2 separate regions of the Homo sapiens genome follow, and region 1 is linked to region 2. Evidence: chromatin loops called from intact Hi-C (ENCODE). Cell type or tissue: heart right ventricle. All regions are shown on one strand. Links, peaks and the distances in the headings refer to the core of each region. The heading gives the core; the rest is flanking DNA. Region 1 overlaps SUGCT (succinyl-CoA:glutarate-CoA transferase). Region 2 overlaps SUGCT (succinyl-CoA:glutarate-CoA transferase).

Region 1 (5,382 bases), core at 261-5,260, 59 kb before region 2:
CATTCCAAATCAAAAAAATAGTTATGTGCAATGTTTCTGTGATAGGGATGAGCTTGGCAGGTTCAAGGTCCCAAAAGGAAGGCCAATGTGGCAGAAGCACAGTGAACAAGGAGGGAGAGAGGAGGGGCCTGGGGTTAGAGGACTAGGCAGGGTCTGGTCAGGTAGACCTTGAAGCCTATGATAATAAAAGCGATTGGATGATTCTAAGCAGAGAAATAACATGATCTCATCTTTAAAATAGCAGTCTGACTTCTATGTGGGGAGGATGGGCTATAGGAGGAGAACAGAGGATGTGAGGAGACGAGTGAGGTGGCTCTTGAAGTAGACCAAACTGGTGACACAGTGCAGGCTAGGTTTCAGCAACAGAGCTGGTAAGAAAGAGTTGAATTAGGACTATAATTTGGAGGTTGAACCAACAGGACTTGTCAATGGACAAAAATAAAAAATCTCACAAACCTCAAGGACATTCTTTGGATGTTAGCTTAAGAAAGTAGGCCTTTGATGGCACCATTTGCTGAAAAGAGAAAAGCTTGCTTTGGGGCAAGGGGGAGATACGTTTGACAAAAACAAACAGCTCTGTTTTGCATGTCAGTTTAGAGTTACGAATTCTAGTAGAGATACCAGTTTGGCAGTTAGATTTAAAGGTCTGGACCTTAGTTGCAGACTGAGCTGGCGAGAACAATTTAGAGATATCTGTGTATCAGTGATTTAAAAAACTCAAACTGGATGAGGTCATCAGGAGAGAGGGTATGGCTGAAGCACTAACATGTAAAACATGGTAGAGAAAAAGAAGCCAGCAAAGAAGACCAAGAAGAAGGAAATCCAAGAGGATGTTGTGTTGCAGAAAGCCTGAAAAGACCATGTTTCAGAAGAAACATGTAACCAGGGTGGCTGCTGAGAGGCTGAGTATAGGAGGGGCTTAACTATTGGCACTGACAAGACATAGATCAATGGGGATCTGGTTGAAAGCTTTTAGTAGAGTTGTAGGAGTCAAATTCCAATTTCAGCAGACTGAAAAAGAAATGAGAGGGGAAAATTTAGGGTGAATTTGTGAATTAGTGAATTTGAAGAATGTTTTCAAGTAGTTTTTCTGTGAAAAAAAGCCAAGAAATGGGGTGGCACTTGAAAGAAGGACCAAATTAAGGGGATTTGTTTTTCATTTTAAGACGAATTATATTACAGTATGTTTATTTGCCAGTGGGGATGATCTGGCAGAGAGGAAAAAGTTGATGATGCAAGACAGAAAGGGGATAATGGTAACTGAATCTTTCAGAAGGTACAAAAGACAGGATCTAAGAAAAAAACTGAAGCGGTTGGTTTTAGGGGCAGGAATCACTTTTCAGTGTAACATGATGAGCAATGAGAAGTTAAAGTAGTTATTGACTAATTTTATCAATTATCTCTAAGAATTATAGATTGAGGTCATTAGCTAAAAACATTTAAGAAGAGACTGGAGAAGGTGTGAAATGAACATCTTAGACAATAAGAAAGTGAGTCCTCTAGTCCATCTATGCAGTGTGGAGCACCCATTTCACACTTTTGGTTGTAAATTTGTAACGAGTCCAGTGAGTAAAGTTGCATGTTTTTTCACTGACATTGTTCAAGAGCACAAATACAGGTGTGGCGCCAAGTAGACAGTTGGTTTTAACCAGCCTCAGGGGGTTCCCAGTCATGTACAATGAAGGGACAGGGGTGGCAAGAAGGTTATAATGCTGGGACGGGAATCCAGGCCAGTAGACAGAGAGGTGAGGGCACAAGGAGAATGGTGAGGAACTGAAAACAGGTACAGCTGTAGATTAGTGGGAGAGTTCTTGGAAAGGCAGAATCAGAGTAAGTGAGGTAAACAGAGGAAGTCAGAGACTGGGTTGTTTTTATCAAACAAAGTTTTCTGAGGTGGCACAACTCTGTTGTGATGTTGGCAGTGATTACATCTAAGGTATGCCCGCCTGAATGAATTTCCAACAGGTAGTAGCAGAGAGGAAGACAGATCATCAAAGCCAAAGAGGTCTGAGAACTGATGAGTGCAAGTTCAGGCCAAGCTTACTATAAAAACCTCCTGGCTGGGCACGGTGGCTCAAGCCTGTAATCCCAGCACTTTGGGAGGCCGAGGCGGGCAGATCACGAGATCAGGAGTTCGAGACCAGCCTGACCAACATGGTGAAACCCCGTCTCTACTAAAAATACAAAAATTAGCCAGACATGGTGGTGGGCACCTGTAATTCCAGCTACTTGGGAGGCTGAGGCAGGAGAATTGCTTCAACCTGGGAGGCAGAGGTTGCAGCGAGCCGAGATCATGCCACTGCACTCCAGCCTGGGTGACAGAGCAAGACTCCATCTCAAACAACAACAATAACAAACTTCCCATACTCTCTGCCTTACCCCATTTCACTGGCTGTATATCAATGTCAAGGAGACATTACCTCATATTGAATATGGGAGAGCCTCTCTCAGCCTCAATGACTATATAGAGCAATCCTCCCAGTTAGAAAACTTTACGTGAGAAACCTATAAACTGAAGGTGAATATGCCATTCAAATTTTGGTGTTAATTTGTTATAGCAGCTGTCACTGTAACCAATATTACATCCATCATGTGTCTTATAATGGAAGTTGGAGACGTCTTCAAAAAAATTACTTAGATGTAGTGGCCTCACACACCAACCATAACTCCACATTTCCTCTCTAGTTTAATAAGGAGAGGAACAAGAAGAGAAGAGAAATGAGTTGTTGGCTCCCACTCACAGTGTAGTGTACTATACTGTACACTATTGTATAGTAGAGTAGTAGAGTATATCTAAGGAGGAGAAAGTGATGGTGTCCCTCACCCCAAGTCAAGTAAATTCGAGGGCTCTCAGTGAGTCACTGGTTAGAAATTGGGACTGCATGCAAGAAGGGTGGATTGGCTTCTTTTTCCTGCTGTTTTGTTTTTCATTTAGTTAAGTTTCAGAAACCTGAAGGCCCACTGTGGTAACCAGCCTGCAATATGACCCACAAGAATCCTGTTGGTATTCATATATCTGTGTAGCCCATTTTCACACTGAATTAGGGCTACTCTATGTGACTACTAGAACAGGACAGAAGTGACAGTTTGTGACTTATGAGCTGAGGTCACAAAACACATGCAGCTTTTGCCTTGGTCTCTTGGCTCACATATTCTGGGAGGAAGCCAGCATCATGTCATGAGGACGCTCAGGCAGCTCTACTAATAGGCACGCATGGAGAGGAGCTGAGACTTTCTGCCCATAGTGAGCCCCAGGATGCCAGCCATGGAAGTGAGCTACCTTGGAAGCAGATCCTCCAGCCCCAATAAAACCTTCAGATGACTACACCTCCACATGACATCTAACTGTGACCTCATGAGAAACCCTGAAATAGAACTGCCCAGCCATTTCTTTAGAATTTCTGACCCAGGGAAACTATGGGATAATAAAGTATCATTGTTCGGTTAAGCATAATTTTGGGAGTTGATCTGTCCTGCATATTAGATCCCTATAACATCAGAGAAAGCCTGCCTAATCCATTCCCAGAAGTGTGAGTGCATTCATAAGCAGAGACTAGTGACTGCTCCCAGACTAGAAACTTCCAGAAATGAGAGCCTCACTGGAGCAGCCATGCCAACAGGTCTTGTAGGGACAAATAGAGTACTGTTCCTAGGAATGAAATGAGTCAAACTCCACACCACTCCAGTTTCCCCGGGCCCTCAAAGAACAGAAGAAATTTTCTGTAGCTTTCTTGGCTTATGTGATGACACATGGAGAGGAAGAGCCAGGCAAAAGCCATGGGTTACACAAGAAGCCACCAGGCCAGGCATGAGGCTACCCCACCCTGTGAGGGGTGTGGGATTTTACGGCTGGAAATGCCAAAGGAAAACTAAACAGCCTCTCTGTGAGAAAGTACTCACAACAAAGGGGACTCAAATAATTGTAAGCCTATCCCAAGACAATTCATCACTCAAAACACATTCACCTTAAATGAAGTGTCCATAGCATCAGACAGAACTAGATCAAATCGGAGTACAGCCAGGGACACTTCCCCTACCGCCTGTAACCAGAGTAACACAAGAGAGTATCTGCCTTTGCTAGTTCCCTGACCCGCAGATAAGGATCTAGGTCTTGATGAGGATGAGGAGAAGGGAAATCAGAGCCAGGACAGATCTGCCCCTTAAATGGGAAAAAGATAGGACTTTAAGCCGAGTTTGGGATTATAATAATATTAGGTCTCATATTAAAATAACCAGAAACTTATGGAGTCATCTCAATAGGAAATTAAGAGACGGAAAGGGGGAAGGGGTTCAACATAACAGAGTTGAAACAATAACTGGAAAAAACCAAGACCATTTCATGCCTCTATCTCAGAGTTGAGACTCCTCAATAACGAGGTTATACATCATATATTCATGCTGACTTGTAAATATTCAGAGATTAACAACATAAATGCCAACAGACAGAAGGCCTAGAATTCATGGACAAAAATGGCTTAATCGAAGACTTGATACAATAAAGGAATAATGTGTTTCACTGTCATTAGAGGCTTTGGTTGTTTTAATTCCCTTTCACCTAAGTTGTTCTAAGGTTTATATTTCATGAAATTAATAATTTAATTCAATTCCCTCTAAGAGTTTTCCTTGGTACTGTTGTGTCATGGATCACTAGATTTGGTGTCTGACTGAGGTTATCATCCCAGCTCCATCACTGAAGAGCTGCAAAAGCTTCAGCCAGACATTTATCTTCTTTCACGTTAGGTCCTTCATCTAGAAAATGGGGATTATAAAATCTACTTCATGGCCGGGCGCAGTGGCTCAGGCCTGTAATTCCAGCACTTTGGGAGGCCAAGGTGGGTGAATCACGAGGTCAGGAGATCAAGATCAGCGTGGCCAACATGGCGAAACCCCGTCTCCACTAAAAATACAAAAAATTAGCTGGGCCTAGTGGCGGGTGCCTGTAATCCCAGCTACTTGGGAGGCTGAGGCAGGAGAATCGCTTGAACCCGGGAGGCAGAGGTTGCAGTGAGCCGAGACTGCGCCATTGCACCCCAGCCCGGGCGACAGAGATTGCGCCACTGCACTCCAGCCCGGGCAACAGAGTAGGACTCCGTCTCAAAAAAAAATCTACCTCACGAGATTACTAATTAAATGTTACAGGGCCTGACTGAGCACTTGATACAGTATATGCGTTCTGAAAGACACTTAAAACAGAATCTAATAATTATAAGTTTGTAGATATGATAGGCTAGCATCGATTGACATTATTGTCAATCTCAAATACAGCACAGATATGGTACTGACATACCACTACCATGGAAAAATTACTTCTGGGATGACAACAACAAAGGAAATTATTCCTTTCTTACTCACCAAGGGGAAAAGAAGCATAATAGATACATA
Region 2 (5,382 bases), core at 65-5,064:
ATAGTGGGGCAAGTTTATGCATATCAAACATGAAATGTCAAATTAAATTTCATGCTTACTAATTATGATAGGGCATGGCAAGATCATTAACTTATTTTTGAAAAGCAGGACATACCAAATAAGAAGGGGAATTTTTCTCATTTCTAGTCCACTTGACTTACACCCTAAACCCAGGGCCTCATGCCTTGAACAATGCTAAGGGCTACTATTTATGCAGACCATAAGGCTGAGAACCATCTAAATCCAGAATAAAATCTCAAGGGATTTGAGATTTTATCAGTACTATCCTACTTTCAAATCATAAAAGTATTATTCATTATACAGGAACTTAATTACACAAAAAAACTTATGGAACAGCTACTATATTTAATCCATTGTACTAGACTCTTTTGGGAACTCTGAGATCAATAAAATGTAATCTTTGTCTTTAGAAATTCAGAGACTACTTCAAATCAAGTAGAGGAAATCACTTCTTTTTTATTGGGTTTATGGGTAACCTTGGGCACACAAGAATACCAAAGAAAGCACTTTCGCTATCATTATGCATTTGTCATACATATTCCTATGTATCTAAACCCTTTTAGTCTCTTAACATCCAATTATTCAAGTGTAAATATAGAGTCTGAACTTTGGAAAATCAAATTTAAATCAACATATTTTCTATACTCTCAGGTTGCATTTCTTTGAAAAATAGAGGTTACATATTCTTAAAAACACATGAGCACCAACTAGAGGATAACTGTAAGTGAAGAATATATTTAATTCATCCTAGAATTTAACTTCCCTAGAAGTTCACATGAGAGTTCTGTTCCCCTCAGTCCTATTTATGCTCAGAATTACTATGCCAGCTCCTTGTTCCAACATCCCATCACTACTGCAGTTCTGAAAAGCAGCCACCCAAGACTGTTTGGGAAATTTCTACCATTTCTAGAAGAAAGTGAGAATATCCTAAGAGTGTCATCCTGTTGGAAAATCCTACCACTACTATGAATAATGTCTAGGATGGGATTGCTAATCCCATGGAAGGGAGAGATAGTACATACACCTAGAAATGATTAGAATGGATGACAAAAAGAACAGAAGATCCCAGAAGGGAAGGAAACAGTTCCAGTAGGTTTTCATGAGGACACTATGACTTCCTACTGTTGCAAGCCAAAAGAGTGAGGGTCATGATCAGCTCTGTATACCACTGGAGGCTATATGAGTAAACAGCAAACTGTTCTCATGAAAGCAGGATGTTGGCAAACTGACAAACTGAGTCTGTGGTCCAGAAGGAATACTGAGGGCAGTCACAACCCAGGCACAAGTGTTTCTTGTGAATAGACACATCTGAAGCCTGTTAGCAATAATGTGAACCTGTGATCAGTCAAGCAGCTGACCAGTCGTTACCTCCTCCTCCCTGCTCTTTCTACCCAATAAATACGAAGGGCTGTAAAGGCTCAGGGCTGCTGTGTTTGCTCACCAGAAGCAGGGAGCCCTCTTCTTCCCCCCGACAGATCCCTTCATTAAAACAGTTTCTTTTAAGTTTTCATTTCTGGGTTCATCCCCCTTCATTCAGTCCCGTGGTAACCATGGCAAAGCACAGCATCCTACTGCCTCAGTAACTCAGGTTTGGGGGTTGGTTGGTTGGTTTTTCCCATGGCTTAAGTATATAACCATGGTTTGAGGGTTGACCTATAATCTGATCCTACATTACAGCAGACACAATTGAGAGAGGAAACAAATCTATTTCACTCAACAGAGTTGGGCTGAGATTACTTAAAGTGAAACCATGTTTAAAATTCTAAGTATTGTTATATGAAGAGGTCTCCAAGGTAAAAACTTGAAAGAGTATGTCTATAAAAGTCCAAAGAAACTATTTCTAAATGAAAATGTTGAGTGCTTTAAAATGCGAACTCTCAGGCAAAGGGCAATCCTTTTTTAGATACACTTTGAATTTGGCAATTTGAAGGGTTAGATCTTATTTGAAGGGTTAGATCTTAGAAAAAGGGTGTCCAATCTTTTGGCTTCCCTGGGCTACATTTGAAGAAGTATCTTGGGCCACACATAAAATACACTAACACTAAAGATAGCTGATGAGAAAAAAAAAAAAAAGTCCTCACATTTTAAGAAAGTTTACAAATTTGTGTTGGGCCACATTCAGAGCCATCTAGGCTGCGAACTGTCTGCAGGCCGCATGTTGGACAAGCTTGTCTTAGAGGCTTAGGCTTTCTCATGCAGAGCTGCTGTTGTCAAATACTAGAAGACAAAGCGTAAGGTTCCTGTGATACTCCACATCATGGAATTTCATGGTAATGAACCACAGCATAAAGCCAGGGTACTTTGTGGTTCATGTAAGTATTTCCACAACAGACTCAAAACCTTCAGAAAATGTTTCTAAGCAGTATTATTTTATCACTCAGAAATCCATTACATGAGTACCTCAAAGATTTGTGGCAAGGACATGTGTTCTTGACGGTTACAGTCCACAGGGGAACCTGGTGTCTGCAGATCCCAGATCTCTCCCTTTGCCAATCAAATGAGCTAGGAACTTCAGGTCAATACAAGACAAAAGGTAAACTAGAATAACAAGGAGTTTTTAGATTGTACACCCCAATGCCAAACTCTACAGATTCCCACCTGGAAGCTATTTCCTAAGACATCCAAATAGCAAATACTGAACTATTTGCTACTAATACATCTGGCCATTCAAAGGGTCCTGCACATAGATAAACTAAAGAAATTTTGTTTGCCTACTACCATAAGCAGTTTTGAACTTCATATAAATATGGGACTTAAAAAATATCCTTTTCTCCTCTTTCTTTCTAGAACTGGCTTCAGATTTATAGTATTCCATTTATGTTGCTATATTAGAATGACAGTGGTACATTTCATGTTTTGACCAAAAACTATTGGAACATAGTGTTGAACATAAGTACCTTAAAAAGTACTTAACTGCCCCCTCCCCCATATCAAAGTAAAGATAGCTTAAAAACAAAACAAAATTGTCTCTAACTAGACAATTCTGAGCATCATCCTCATGCCACAGACATATCTACTCCCTTTATATGAAATGAATGCTTATTCATTTGAATCCAATCCACAAGTCTTATTAAAAAAAAAAAAAAACTCTCTACCTTGATTCTTCAGAAATTCTGAATTCACATGTCCCCTTGATCAAGAAAAAAAGAAAAGTGGTTTACTCTGGTTTTCATGATTTCTACTTCCCAAAGGTATTTGAGGCTTCAATTTTCAAATCAATTAGGAAGTTAAAGTCTCCATGTCTCTCATCAAAGAAAAATGAACAGAACTTGTTACAATTATATCCCCCAAACTGATGTGAAAGCCCTGGAGATTAAGCAGATGCACAGAGGTTCTCTAATAAACCTTGTAACATTAACAAAATGAATACCTTAGATGACATTCTGCAAACCATGTGTTATCAGTCAGCCCTGGTAACCCATTCATCTAGCCACAATGATGCCTGGGATTTGGGTGAAAGTGTTTCCAGCACAACTTTGTTGGTTGGGCTAATGGGAGACTTGCATGAAGTAACTTTCTTAGATGCACAGAAATCCAGCTTGAGTCTACATTGGGATTCACACACACATAAGAAATGAGTGAACAGGAACTCTGTTGTTGGAAATTTTTGCTCTGTTTGTTTGGGGGAAGGTTCCTGAAAAAGAATAATGAAATGGTTTTGCAGACACATCCAGGAAGAGGCTGTGACTGGCAGAACAGACTGCTTTCAACTTCAGGTATGGGTCATAGTACCAGTCCCATAGAAAGAAGAACTGCTGACGGGCACAAGAAATGTTTCTCCAGAGCCCAACAGACAAAATATAACTGCAAAGAGGAAGAGAAGCATTCTCCTCACATGTGACCTGGTGCAGCCTCCTCACAATGAGAAACGCAGGTATCCCGGCACCCTACGGGCACTTTGGAAGGGCTTCCAGAGCACATGGTGCCGGTTCTTTGAATGCTGAGACCAGTATCCATATAGCACTCCCACTCAGGCACTACCCCTACTTGACTTCCTGGGATTTGGACTCCAGTAAGGGGAGCTAGAGTGAGGAAAATAAGAAAGGACTGCTTGAAGGTATAGCTAGAGGCCCAGAGTTACACCAGTGGGTAGAAAGCAATACTACAGTTTATTATGTATTATCAACAAGCTGGTAAGCCTGGGGAAACTTAGCTTAGAAATCAAAAGCAATTGGGTTTTAAGTTTGTTTCTACAAGGAGTAAGAGAGAATATTAAAGAAAATCAGACGGGCAGTTTGGAGGAAGAGAATGAAAACTTGTAATCAATAAGGTGACTTATATTACCCAGAATCATGCTCATACAGGAACTCTTATAAAATGAATCCATTCTTAGGAGGACTGAAAGGCATTCCAAGGGACCAGCTTTGGTGCTGAAGTTAATATGACCCTCAAAGCAAAAGCAAGTAAACCACTGCAATTTGGTGTAAAAAGCATGGCTATCATCTACCCTCCCACACTTCATTTCCTCAATTTTAAATAAAAACATTCCTTACCCTTCAATTTACAGCGAACAATTTAATTTCCTAATTAATGAGAATACACACGCTACCCACAAACTTCTGAGAAACCCTCTCCCAACCCTATGGTATCCTGTGGCAAGGATAATATTGGGTAGCAAGCAAATCTCGAGCACCAGCTTCTGAGGCTTCCCTTAAAGTGTCGGTTTCAACCTCCCTCTCTCATCTGACCACAAAACAGACCTGCTTCCCGTGGCATCGGAAGTTGGCAGCAGCAACAAGAGACAGTATTTCATTTAGAAGGAAGTGGAGAGGAAGGTAGGCCCCATTTAGGTTCCCCTTACAATTCCAACTCTTCAGCCACCATTAAGTTTAGAATCGTGGACAGAAAAGAAGATGGTCTTGGAGATGAGAGAGATGCTCTTATTAAGAATCATTATCCCCTTGTCAGTATTTTGACGGTCTAATATTCTCTCTCTCTCAAATGTCAACCCTCTCCATTCTGAGAGCCATGTATCACACATGTGTGGTTTGAAAATTTGCACACTATCTACACAGATCCTGTGTCTGGGATGGTAGCTGTCATTCATTGGTCAAAGTTACCATCTTCTGTCACCTTCTTGACCACCTGGTTTTCTCAAATAATATCCTACAGTTATGGCTCACATCCCATGCATCCAAACAGATGTTTGTCCCGTTAACAGATGTTGATGTCCCATCAAACAGATGTTTGACCCCTGCATGCTCATTCTCACTCTGGATTTCATGTCTACGTGAACAGTCCCTCTTCTTGCAGTGACCCTTTCTCTAGTTCTCTGCTAGGAAAAAGAAATTTATATACATGAATGCCCAGAACAATTATCACCTCTATGAATCCTCCCTCCACTGGCCTTTCTAAAGAGCA

Evidence for each region. A loop is a pair of places that touch in the nucleus more often than their neighbours do. Peaks named below come from ENCODE experiments on the same cell type or tissue, not always from the same donor. Only the 100,000 strongest peaks of a DNase experiment are listed, where the experiment ranks them.
Region 1: it touches region 2 in a loop (7-fold over the local background); 1 of 110 quality-filtered maps calls a loop at or near these places.

The regions. Positions count from the first base shown.
Region 1 is chr7:40,657,233-40,662,614 of GRCh38, reverse strand. The region is part of intron 12 of SUGCT (succinyl-CoA:glutarate-CoA transferase); the gene reads right to left. Among named protein-coding and RNA genes, the nearest start is that of SUGCT-AS1, 110 kb to the right of the region's middle. In heart right ventricle, for the core only: no CTCF peak of the experiment used is centred there; a DNase peak (open chromatin) is centred at 3,170.
Region 2 is chr7:40,598,451-40,603,832 of GRCh38, reverse strand. The region is part of intron 12 of SUGCT (succinyl-CoA:glutarate-CoA transferase); the gene reads right to left. Among named protein-coding and RNA genes, the nearest start is that of SUGCT-AS1, 54 kb to the right of the region's middle. In heart right ventricle, for the core only: no CTCF peak of the experiment used is centred there; no DNase peak of the experiment used is centred there.